2 separate regions of the Homo sapiens genome follow, and region 1 is linked to region 2. Evidence: chromatin contacts called from ENCODE Hi-C or POLR2A ChIA-PET data. All regions are on one chromosome and are shown on one strand. Each heading gives the region's core, a stretch centred on a gene start or an enhancer-like site at or near the end of the contact. The rest is flanking DNA. Distances are from core to core; before and after follow the strand shown.

Evidence for each region. Hi-C counts contacts between places; a loop is a spot of excess contacts on that map. ChIA-PET counts read pairs that join two places held with the same protein, here RNA polymerase II (POLR2A). Pooled maps may share reads with other maps.
Region 1: a loop to region 2 is called in a map of CD4-positive, alpha-beta T cell, with 8 times the contacts of the local background. The contact joins the promoter of MCM5 here to the promoter of FOXRED2 in region 2. A Hi-C loop is called at or near these places in 2 of 168 maps with a recorded cell type or tissue (CD4-positive, alpha-beta T cell and CD8-positive, alpha-beta T cell) and 3 of 50 pooled maps. POLR2A ChIA-PET finds 5 or more read pairs at or near these places in 1 of 52 experiments (activated CD4-positive, alpha-beta T cell).

The regions. Positions count from the first base shown.
Region 1 is chr22:35,396,447-35,401,966 of GRCh38, reverse strand. It overlaps MCM5 (minichromosome maintenance complex component 5), which reads right to left and starts at 1,827. Exons shown (of 17, transcript NM_006739.4): 1 at 1,759-1,827; 2 at 1,362-1,536. The coding sequence starts at 1,528. RefSeq lists enhancers at 2,063-2,222, 2,233-2,282.
Region 2 is chr22:36,504,929-36,510,506 of GRCh38, reverse strand. It overlaps FOXRED2 (FAD dependent oxidoreductase domain containing 2), which reads left to right and starts at 3,467. Exons shown (of 9, transcript NM_001102371.2): 1 at 3,467-3,498; 2 at 4,084-4,611. The coding sequence starts at 4,085. RefSeq lists a silencer at 3,221-3,720.

The sequences.
Region 1 (5,520 bases), core at 578-3,077, 1.1 Mb after region 2:
CTGAAAGCCACTTGCTGTGAGGACACCCCACACCTCTACACAAGCAATTGCTCCTACCTAGACAGAAAGCTTTCTACACCTGCAACTCTGACCTTAGCTCAAAGGTCCCCTCAAACTTCAGCCCCCCGGAAAACTTCCCTAAGTCCTTTCACCTTCCTCTGTGGAGGAAATGACCACCGTGGAAGTTATCTGTTGGTCTTCACGACTCACTCCTCTGACTTAGGAGCTTCTCTAGGACAAGAAGCACGTCTTTTCATCTTTGTAGCGCAGTGCCTGGCACACAGGTGGGCAATATCAGCTGCTGCATGAGTAAGTGAAAGCAGGAATGGCTTTACCCATTTCTGGCCTGGTGAGGCCCAGAGACACTGACACCTGGAAGTCACTCAGCTAATAATGGGCCAGTGCTGAACCTGCAACCTCATGTTCTCTGCATTTTAACATTTCAGGGATAGAGGCCGGGCCTATGAGAATTCTCATGATGTCACAGGTCGTACAATCACCTAGAAGCAGGAGCCAGGTCCAGCTTCAGTGCTGCAGCCCAGCACCCAGAACAGTATCTGGCAGGCAGCAGGTGCTCAATCAATGAAGGTGCAAGACTGGTATAAATAAATGAATGAGCGAAGTGAAGTGAATCCTAACTGCCATCTTCACCTTTTACACCTACAGGGAACTTGAGTTTGTAAGGTCTCAGACATGACATGGAAGGATGATAGGAAGCAGATGAACAGGAACAAGATCTGGATAAAGAACTAAACGGTCCAAGTGGCGCTAGCTGGTTGCTGGTGGCCCACTCAACAGGTGACTCACCCAGAAGTTAACTCCAGGTACAGATAAAATACACAAAGCAGGCCGGGCACGGTGGCTCACGCCTGTAATCCCAGCACTTTGGGAGACTGAGGCGGGTGGATCACTTGAGGTCAGGAGTTCGAGAGCAGCCTGGCGAACATGGCGAAACCCCATCTCTACTAAAATTACAAAAAATTATCCGGGCGTGGTGATGGCGGGGGTAGTCCCACCTACTCGGGAGGCTGAGGCACAAGAATCGCTTGAACCCGGGAAGCGGAGGTTGCAGTGAGCCGAGATCGTGCCACTGCACTCCAGCCTGGCGACAGAGCGAGACTCCGTCTCAAAATAATAAACAAATACGTTAATAATAAAATAAAATAAAATAAAGTAAAACAAAATACACAAAGCCTTATACCAAGGCGTGAGGCTGCCGGGATGAGCCCTGTGACCCAGGACCGGCTCTTTCCCCCGTCTGGGCCCATCTGTGCCCTGACTGTCCAGGACTCTAGCAGGCTGGTAGAGGCGTGTGAGCGGCCACACTGGAACTCGAGCCCCCGGCCCCGCAGGAGCCGCACCTGTATTTGAAGGTGAAGCCCGTGCGGTCGGTGCCCACTCGGTACTGCCGCAGGAACTCCTTGAAGCGCCTCTGCAGCTGCGATTTGCGGGCCTGCCCCTCGTCGGCCTGGGCGTCGCCCCCGAAGCTGTCGCTGTAGAAAATGCCAGGATCGTCGAATCCCGACATGACTGCGCCTGGGGTGGGAACAAACGGCCAGAACAGGCTGGGGGCAGCGCCTGGCACCTCCTCCCCTCCGACGCCTGGGTCCCTGCCCTGAGTCCGGAGCAGGGGGACCCCCGGCCGCGCTCCCGGACTCCAACCCCAGTTCCCGAGAAACTCCTGTCCCACTCCAACTACACCCGGAAATCCAGATGCCTGCTGGCTCCCAGTCCCAGTCCCACTCCCACTAGCCTCACCTCTGGTTTTCCGCACTTCACAAACCAGGGGAGACAAGAACCTCCACGCTCAGCCGCCGAGTTTCGCGGGAAAAACAAGAGGCGGTGTTCGGACGCCGCAGCCGCTGCGCTCCCATTGGTTCGCCGGAGCCTCGCGGCCAGCGATTGGACCGTTCTGAGCCCTCCAGCCCCGCCGCCCGGACTGTCTGCCGAAGATGATTGGCTGCAAAGTGCATGACCTCGCCTCCTTCCGGGCTCCATTTTGTGTGCGGAACAATTTGGCGCGAAACTTCTGGCTGGGAAGGAAGTGGCGGCGCAGGACGGGGCGGACGCAAAGATGGCGGAGGGGCGGGCGCGCGGAGGACGCCTTTAGGTGGTTTCTTTTTTATTTTCTTGGTTTTTTTTTTTTTTTCCTGACGCATGGTCTCGTTGTGTTGCCGGGGATGGAGTGCAGTGGCTGGATCACGGCTTACTGTAGCCTCAACCTCTTGGGCTCAAGCAATCCTTCCGCCTCAGCCTCCCTTGTAGCGGGGACCACAGGTGTACGTGATTTTCTTAAAATATTTCATAAAGACGGAGTCTCACCATCTTGCCCAGGTCTCGAAACTCTACTCTCAAGCGACCCGCCTGCCTTGACGTCCCAAAGCACTGGGATTACTGGCGTGAGCTACCCGGCCAGGCCTGCGTGCTTTTCTTAAGCCTTCTTTTAAAGTCCTATGAAAAAAAATGACCCTTTTCATAGCCATAGGGAGAAAAAACTAGAAGTTCAGAAATGATTGGGTCCAGGTGCCCATTTTGCATTGGGAGACTGTGCCCTGTGGAGTATTCGCTTCCCGGTCGTGGGGCCCGTTCTCTGGGCCTGAGGCTCTGAGGAGCCCCTGTCCTCCAGCTGGTGGCAGGACAGGGCGATTACCGCGCGGCTCACCCGCGTCCCCGACCCGGGTTCTCGCACCCTAACACACTGCTTTTATTTGTTTATTTATTTGTTGAGAGGGAGTCTCACTCTGTCCCCCAGGATGGAGTGCAGTGGCTCAATCTCGGCTCACTGCAACTTCTGCCTCCCCGGTTCAAGCGATTCTCCTGCCTCAGCCTCCCAACTAGCTGGGACTACAGGCAGGCGCCACCATGCTCAGCTAATTTTTGTATTTTTAGTGGAGACAGGGTTTCACCATGTTGCCCACACTGGTCTCGAACTTCTGGCCTCAAGTGATCCACTCGCTTCGGCCTCCCAAAGTGCTGGAATTACAGGCGTGAGCCACCATGCCCAGACCGGCCTCATTCTGTTTAACAGCTGCTTAATTTTCTGTAGTATGGTGACAAAGACTCTCCTTGACCAAACTCTAGCCAGGTTCCTCTGGGCTCCCTTCACTTCTAAGCCTCAACCTTGATCTATAGGCACTGTGGCTCATGCCTGTAATCCTAGCACTTCAGGAGACCAAGATGAGAGGATCCCTTGAGTCCAGGAGTTGAGGCCAGCCTGGGCAACATAGCAAGATCCCGCTTCTCTAGAAATTTTTTTATAATTTTTTTTGTTTTGAGACAGAGTCTCACTCTGTTGCCCAGGCTGGAGTGCAGTGTCACGATCTCGGCTCACTGCAACTTCCACCTCCTGGGTTCAAGCAATTCTCCTGCCTCAGCTTCCCAAGTAGCTGGAATTACAGGTGTGTGCCACCACGCCTGGCTAATTTTTTGTATTTTTAGTAGAGACAGGGTTTCACCATGTTGGCCAGCCTTGAACTCCTGACCTCAGGTGATCCACCCGCCTGAGCCTTCCAAGATGCTGGGATTACAGGCATGAGCCACTGCGCCCGGCTTGAAATTTTTTTTTAATTAGCTGGGCATGGTGGAGCACACCTGTTGTCCTAGCTACTCAAGAGGCCAAGGTGGGAGGATGGCCTGAGCCCAGGAGTTTGAGACTGCAGTGAGTTTTGATTGCACCACTGCACTTCAGCCTGAGCGACAGAGCGAGACTCATCTCTAAAAAGAAAAAAAAGACAGTCCAGGCGCCGTGGCTCACACCTGTAATCCCAGCATTTTGGGAGGCTGAGGCGGGAGTTCAAGACCAGCCTGGCCAACATGGTGAAACCCTGTGTCTACTAAAAATACAAAACTTAGCCGGGCGTGGTGGCAGGCGCTTGTAATCCCAGCTACTTGGAAGCCTGAGGCAGGAGAATCGCTTGAACCTGGGAGGCGGAGGTTGCAGTGAGCCGAGATCGTGCCACTACACTCCAGTCTGGGCGACAAGAGTGAAACTTAATCTCAAAAAAAAAAAAAAAGAAAAGAAAAAAAGACTTAAACAAACACTAACAGTTTCTAACAGCTGCTAACATCTCTAAAATGACTCTAGCCAGCCCCCGCTAAGGTGCCTGCCTGAGAAAACTCAAGGCTGCTGGTAAATGTTTACCGTTTATTCCAGGCAACAACCGAGGATGTGACCTCTGTCTCCCAGGCTCTGTGGGAGGCAAAAATTCTAACTTTGATCATTGCCAACTGGCAGACACAGCTAGCCTCACTGCATTTACACTGACTTAACCTTTTGTAATATTTCACTTCCCTGACTCTACTAATCACTTGCCCACCCCTTCCTCCCTCAATCTTCCTTTATTTTTTTTATTTATTTTTTTGAGACAGGGTCTCTGTTGCCAATGCTAGAGTGCGGTGGTGCAATCACAGCTCACTGCAGCCTTGACCTCCCAGGCTCGTGCAATCCTCCCACCTCAACCTCACCACCATGCCCGGCGAATTTATTTATTCATTTGTAGAGATGGGGTTTTACCATATTGCCCAGGCTGGTCAACCTCCCTTTAAAATACCTCTATACAAATTAAAGCTGAGTTCAGTTCATACTGAACTCTCTTCCCTGTTGCAATAATCATTACTGATTAAAATCTGTCCTTACCACTTTTTTTTTTTGAGACGGATTCTCGCTTTATCACCCAGGCTGGAGTGCAGTGGCATAATTTCAGCTCACTGCAACCTCCGTTTCCCAAGTTCAAGCAGTTCTCCTGCCTCAGCCTCCTGGTAGCTGGGATTACAGGCACGCGCCACCATGCCCGGTTAATTTTTGTATTTTTAGTAGAGACAGAGTTTCACCATGTTGGTCAGGCCAGTCTCAAACTCCTGACCTCATGATCTGCCCTCCTCGGCCTCCCAAAGTGCTGGGATTACAGGCATGAGCCACCGTGCCCGGTCGTCCTTACCACTTTAACTAGTGTCTGGCTTTGTTCGACAATTGATAGGAAAAAATTATTCAGCCATTCTCCTATTAGTAAAATTCAAGATAGTTTCTCTCTCTCCCCTCCCCTCTTCCTTCCTTTCTTTGTCAGTACAATGAATATCTATTCCCCTTTCACAAATGAGGAAACTGGGCCCAGGGCAGGAGAGTCCCAGCTGCTATTGGGTTTTTGTTTTGTTTTTTTGAGACAGAGTCTTGCTCTGTTGCTAAGGCTGGAGTGCATTGGTGCGATCTCGGCTCACTGCAACCTCAGCCTCCCGGATTCAAGTGATTCTCCTGCCTCAGCCCCCGGAGTAGCTGGGATTACAGGCATGCGCCACCACTTCCAGCTAATTTTGTGGTTTTAGTAGAGGCAGGTTTTCACTGTGTTGGCCGGGCTGGTCTCAAACTCCTGGCCTCAAGAAATCCGCCTGTCTCAGCCTCCCAAAAGTGTTGGGATTATAGTCGTGAGCCACCGTGCCCAGCTCCAGCTGCTATTTGAATGCCTATGCTTTGCATACGTGACCATACGTGCTCCTGGACCTGGGTGCGCGTTGGACTCTCCTAAG
Region 2 (5,578 bases), core at 2,218-4,717:
TGGGCTGGTGACACTCAGGCCTGTCCCTACAAAGCATTGTGTCATAAGAGCTCTGCATGTTGAGGATATGTAAACTTTTTTTTTTTTTTTTTTTTTTTTTGAGACGGAATCTCACTTTGTTGCCCAGGCTGGAGTGCAGTAGCATGATCTCGGCTCACTGCAACCTCCACCTCCCAGGTTCAAGCGATCCTCCTGCCTCAGCCCCCCAGTAGCTGGGATTACAGGCATGCACCACCATGCCTGGCTAATTTTTGTATTTTTAGTAGAGACGGGGTTTCGCCATATGGGTCAGGATGGTCTCGAACTCCTGACCTCAGGTGATCTACCCGCCTTGGCCTCCCAAAGTGCTGAGATTACAGGCGTGAGCCACCGCACCCAGCCGAGGCTATGTAAACTATGTAAGTGGACACTGTTCTGTTCTGGACACTTGATGGAGTAATTACCCTGCCAGGTATTAATGCTGAGCTTTCTGTAGTATCTAAGCCTCATACAGAACTGTGATGCTGGCAGGAGTAGTACCATTGTAGAGGTGAGGAAACAGGCATGGTGGCTCAAACCTCTAATCCCAACACTTTGAGAGGCTGAGGCAGAAGGATCACTTTAGCCTAGAAGTTTGAGACCAGCCTGGGCAACACAGGGAGACCAGGGCCTGTCTCTGCAAAAAAATAAATTATTAGCCAGTCATGATGCTTCCACCTGTGGTCCCAGCTACTCAGGAGGCTGAGGTGGGAGGATTGCTTGAGCCCAGGAGTTCAAGGCTGCAGTGAGCTATGATCACACCACTGCACTCCAGCCTAAGTGACAGAAGGAGACCCTTTATCAAAAAAAAAAAGGCCAGGTGCAGTGGCTCATGCCTGTAATCCCAGCACTTTGGGAGGCCGAGGTGGGTGGATCACTTGAGGTCAGGAGTTCAAAACCAGCCTGAGCAACATAGCAAAACCCCGTCTCTACTAAAAATACAAAACAGCCAGGCATGGTGGCACACGCCTGTAATTCCAGCTACTTGGGAGGCTGAGGCTGGAGATTCACTCGAACCCAGGAGGCGGAGGTTGCAGTGAACTGAGATCACACCACTGCACTCCAATTTGGATTACAGAGACTCTCAAAAAAAGCTCAGCATTTCTAAAGTTACAGGTTTTTTTTTTAAAGTAGCTTGAAAAAACACAAAATTAATTTTAATGAATCGAACCTCAGCAAGCAAAAGGTTTCTTGAACTGTGTTAGAAGCAGTGGAGAGAAAAAGTGTACTTGGGGAGTTTTCAATGTGAATACAGAGTGTTAAAAAACAGATTAAAGTGGTGTGACTAGTGCCGGGGGTTTCCAGGTTGGACCAGTATTCACCAAATTGCCTCTTGCAAACCATGGCCCTGTCCAACAGGATTAACAGAAGCAAGTGGAAGTGACTCAAGCTCATTCCCTGAAAATACTTTGCATCAGTTTCCACTGCCTTTTTTTTTTTTTTTTTTTTTTTTGAGACGGAGTCTTGCTCTGTTGCCCAGGCTGGAGTGCAGTGGCGCAATCTCAGGCACTGTAAGCTCCGCCTCCTGGGTTCACGCCATTCTCCTGCCTCAGCCTCCCGAGTAGCTGTCCACTGCTTTTATCTGTCCTGCATGGGGCTACCAAGTTGACTGCTGCAGTAATCCTACATTCAGAAACTCCCAGTAGCATCCTGTTGCTTACAATCTAGGTTCAGCCTACTCGTAGGGCCCTACCATACTTGACGAATTCTGTTTAATTTCCCACTACTGTATTCACCACATAAGACCAGCAATTATTTTAGGAACTTGTTTGCCAGCACCCATTCTCATAATCTTCACAACCACTAAGAAACAGACATCCCCAAATTGCATGACTATCAAAACATCTCATATGCCCCATAAATATATACACATATGCCCCCAAAAATTTTTTTGAAAAATTGGCCAGGGGCCATGGCACACACTTGTAATCCCTAGCACTTTGGGAGGCTGAAGCAGGATCGCTTGAGCCTGGAAGGTCAGGGCTGCAGTGAGCCATGATTGTGTCACTGCACTCCAGCCTGGGTGACAGTGAGACTCTGTCTCAAAAAGAAGAAATAAGACATCCCTACTTTATTTTTGGCAAAGTATTCTGCCTGACCTCTCTGGTTGCAATGCTTATTCAACAAATGCTTAAACTTCCGTATGTCAGATACTGGACAATTTCTGCTCTGAGGGAGCTTTTCTCTGATGTTGACACAGACTGAAGAAAGTAAATGACATTCGGCCAGGCGCGGTGGCTCACGCCTGTAATCCCAGCACTTTGGGAGGCCGAGGCGGGCGGATCACGAGGTCAGGAGATCGAGACCATCCTGGCTAACACAGTGAAACCCTGTCTCTACTAAAAATACAAAAAATTAGCCGGGTGTGGTGGCGGGCACCTGTAGTCCCAGCTACTAGGGAGGCTGGGGCAGAAAAATGGCGTGAACCTGGGAGGTGGAGCTTGCAGTGAGCCGAGATCACGCCACTGCACTCCAGCCTGGGCGACAGAGTGAGACTCCATCTCAAAAAAAAAAAAAAAAGAAAAAGTAAATGACATTCTTTGGTAGGTACTTGTAGGCCTGAGAGGTCAGGAAAATTTTTCTAAGGAGTCCCCAGCTACGATTTTTAATTCAAAGAATCTCCAGCCATGCAAATCTGCAGGCTCGCAGTTCTTTCCACCTGCCCTTCCCCCAAGAACACTCAGCCCCATTTCACTGGACTTTGAAGGTTCCTACACTGACTTCGTATTTCTCCCCATGTAAATCTCATGCAGGGGCCACTTGCCACCCCTGGGAAGCCAACCTTCATCATCCAGTTCACGTTATCTTCCTCCTGCCATTTATCTTGCCTCCACTGAGTTTTAATTCCAGGCTCCACTTCCTGTGATTGTAAACATATCCCTTCATCCCTATGTCTCCATTTGACCAGTCAGCTACCAAATGTCGGAAACAATGCCTTGCCCACCTCTCCTATTTGGTGGAAGATTAGGACAGTCGTGTATGTTACTTGGTAAGCAGTACACTGAGTCACTGTAGCAAACGCTTGTTAATTGGCTTATCGGTCCTGGCTCCACCACGCTGGTTTCCAGTCCCACAAAACTGGGTAGGCCAACTAGTTTTAGCGTTTGGCTACATTCATGGAATATGAGAGCTAGGATTAGCTCCAAAAATCACGTGCTCCCCTCCCTCCGTGTAGAGAGGCACCTTTTAAAACGAAGGACCCAGTTCCCCATCCCGGATCTCCAGACCTTCCACCCTCGCGGGTGCGCGCTAGCCCCAGGCCCCTCTACCAGCCCCCGGAGCAGCGAACGCAGCACGCGCGCGCCTCTCCCGCGCTGGGCCGGAGCAGGCAGCCTGCCAGCTGGTCCCGGCGTGCCGCGCGCCGCGCACGTGACCCCGCCCCCTGCCATTGGTCCGGGCGCGAGGGGCGGAGCCGCCGCGGAGCAAGCGAGCCAAGCGCGGCCTCATTAGACCACGGGTTGCAGCCGGAGCGGCTGGGAGGTTCGCGCGTTTCTCAGGGTTCGGTCGGAGGCGGGGAGGCCGGAGCTGCGGGCGTAGGGACCTGGCGGCTCCTGAAGCGCACGCGGGCGGGCGGCAGGTGTGCGCGGCATCCCTGTCACGTGGCCGAAGAGCCTGGGGCGCGCGGACCCTGGCAGGGGGCGGGGCGCACGCAGGCCACACCCACTTCAGGCTCCCACCCGGTCGCTGGAGAGGGGCCAAGGCCTCTGGAAGGTCCAACCTGGAGGGTGGTTCAAAGGGGTGTTGGGCACCCTCAAATTAGGGGAAAATTGGGGAGTACGCTCTCCTTCCCCAGGGTGGAGGTTACTACAATCATAAGCGGGGAGCCGGTGCCCCTGAGGAAGGAGACCCTGAGGGAGATAAGATGGAGGGGCTCGGGATTCCGGGGAGCCCCAAGTCCCAGCTTGAAACGGTGGAGTCCGGGCAAATGAGCTCTGAGGACGGCTTCTGGGCCTGGCCGTGACCCAGATTGCAGTGAGAGTTCCCGCAGGCCCCGCCTCTTTCTGGGCCTCGTGTCTCCCAGCCGCCGGGCCGGGTGCGAGGCCTTACCCCTCTGATCTGCTGCAGGATGGGCCTCTCCGCTGCGGCCCCGTTGTGGGGTCCCCCGGGGCTGCTCCTGGCCATCGCCCTGCACCCAGCGCTGTCGGTGCCCCCGCGCCGGGACTACTGCGTGCTGGGCGCTGGGCCCGCGGGCCTGCAGATGGCCTACTTCCTGCAGCGCGCTGGACGCGACTACGCAGTGTTCGAGCGGGCCCCGCGGCCCGGCAGCTTCTTCACACGCTACCCGCGGCACCGCAAGCTCATCAGCATCAACAAGCGGTACACGGGCAAGGCTAACGCCGAGTTCAACCTCCGCCACGACTGGAACTCTCTGCTCAGCCACGACCCCCGGCTGCTCTTCAGACACTACTCGCGTGCCTACTTCCCCGACGCCCGCGACATGGTGCGCTACCTGGGTGACTTCGCGGACACGCTGGGGCTCCGTGTCCAGTACAACACCACCATCGCCCACGTCACTCTGGACAAGGACCGACAGGCCTGGAATGGCCACTACTTCATCCTAACTGACCAGAAGGGCCAGGTGCATCAGTGCAGGTAAGGCCGGTGCCAGAGCTCACCTGCGGAAGCTGGGACCTTCCCCACACGAACCACACACCTTGATTGGCCAGTAGGTATGGGAGGAATGGACGAAAAAGGGTATTTCGCTTTTTTTTTTTTTTAAGACGGAGTCTCACTCTGTCGCCCAGGCTGGAGTGCAATGGCACGAGGTCAGCTCACTGCAACCTCCGCCTCTCTAGTTCAAGCGATTCTCCTGCCTCAGCCTCCCCAGTAGCTGGGATTACAGGCAAGCACCACCACACCCGGCTAATTTTTTTATATTTTTGGTGGAGATGAGATTTCACGACGTTGGCCAGGCTGGTCTCGAACTCCTGACCTCAGGAGATCCACCCACCTCAGCCTCCCCAAATGCTGGGATTACAGGTATGAGCCACCGCACCCGGCCTTCAATTCTATTTTTGAAACCACTCTGTGATCAAAGCATTCTTCTGCAAGCCGGCAGGATCCAAGTCCCCAGCTGCCCTCCCCTGGATGGCGATCCTCACCAATGGAAGGAGCAGGACTTTGGAATCAAGCCTATCTGTGTTTAGACTCTGGCTCTGCTGCTTTTAGGAGCTCTCAAGCCATGGGCCTGCAGGGCCTGTGCCTCCTCACCTGTAAAGCAGGCCACATACCACCTCCAGGTTGCTTGGAGGAGTCAGAAAGATGGTGCACAGATACACTTAGTACAGGGCCTGGTACAGAATTACTGCTCAGTGGATAGATGTATCTGTCAGAGGACTCAGAAAGGGGAAAGTAGAATGTCAGGTTTCATTTCATCACCAGCAGTCATACCTGGTCTGACTGCTATGTGCAAAGTTAGGTGAATTCTCCATTTCTCATACTGTCATCTTCTCCTCTCTCACAGGGCAAATTTAACCCCCAGTACAGTGCTAGGGAAAATACTGTGAGCTCAGGGAGAGGCAAGGGCAGAGCCTCTCAAGTGCACTGGGATGAGGGCGTA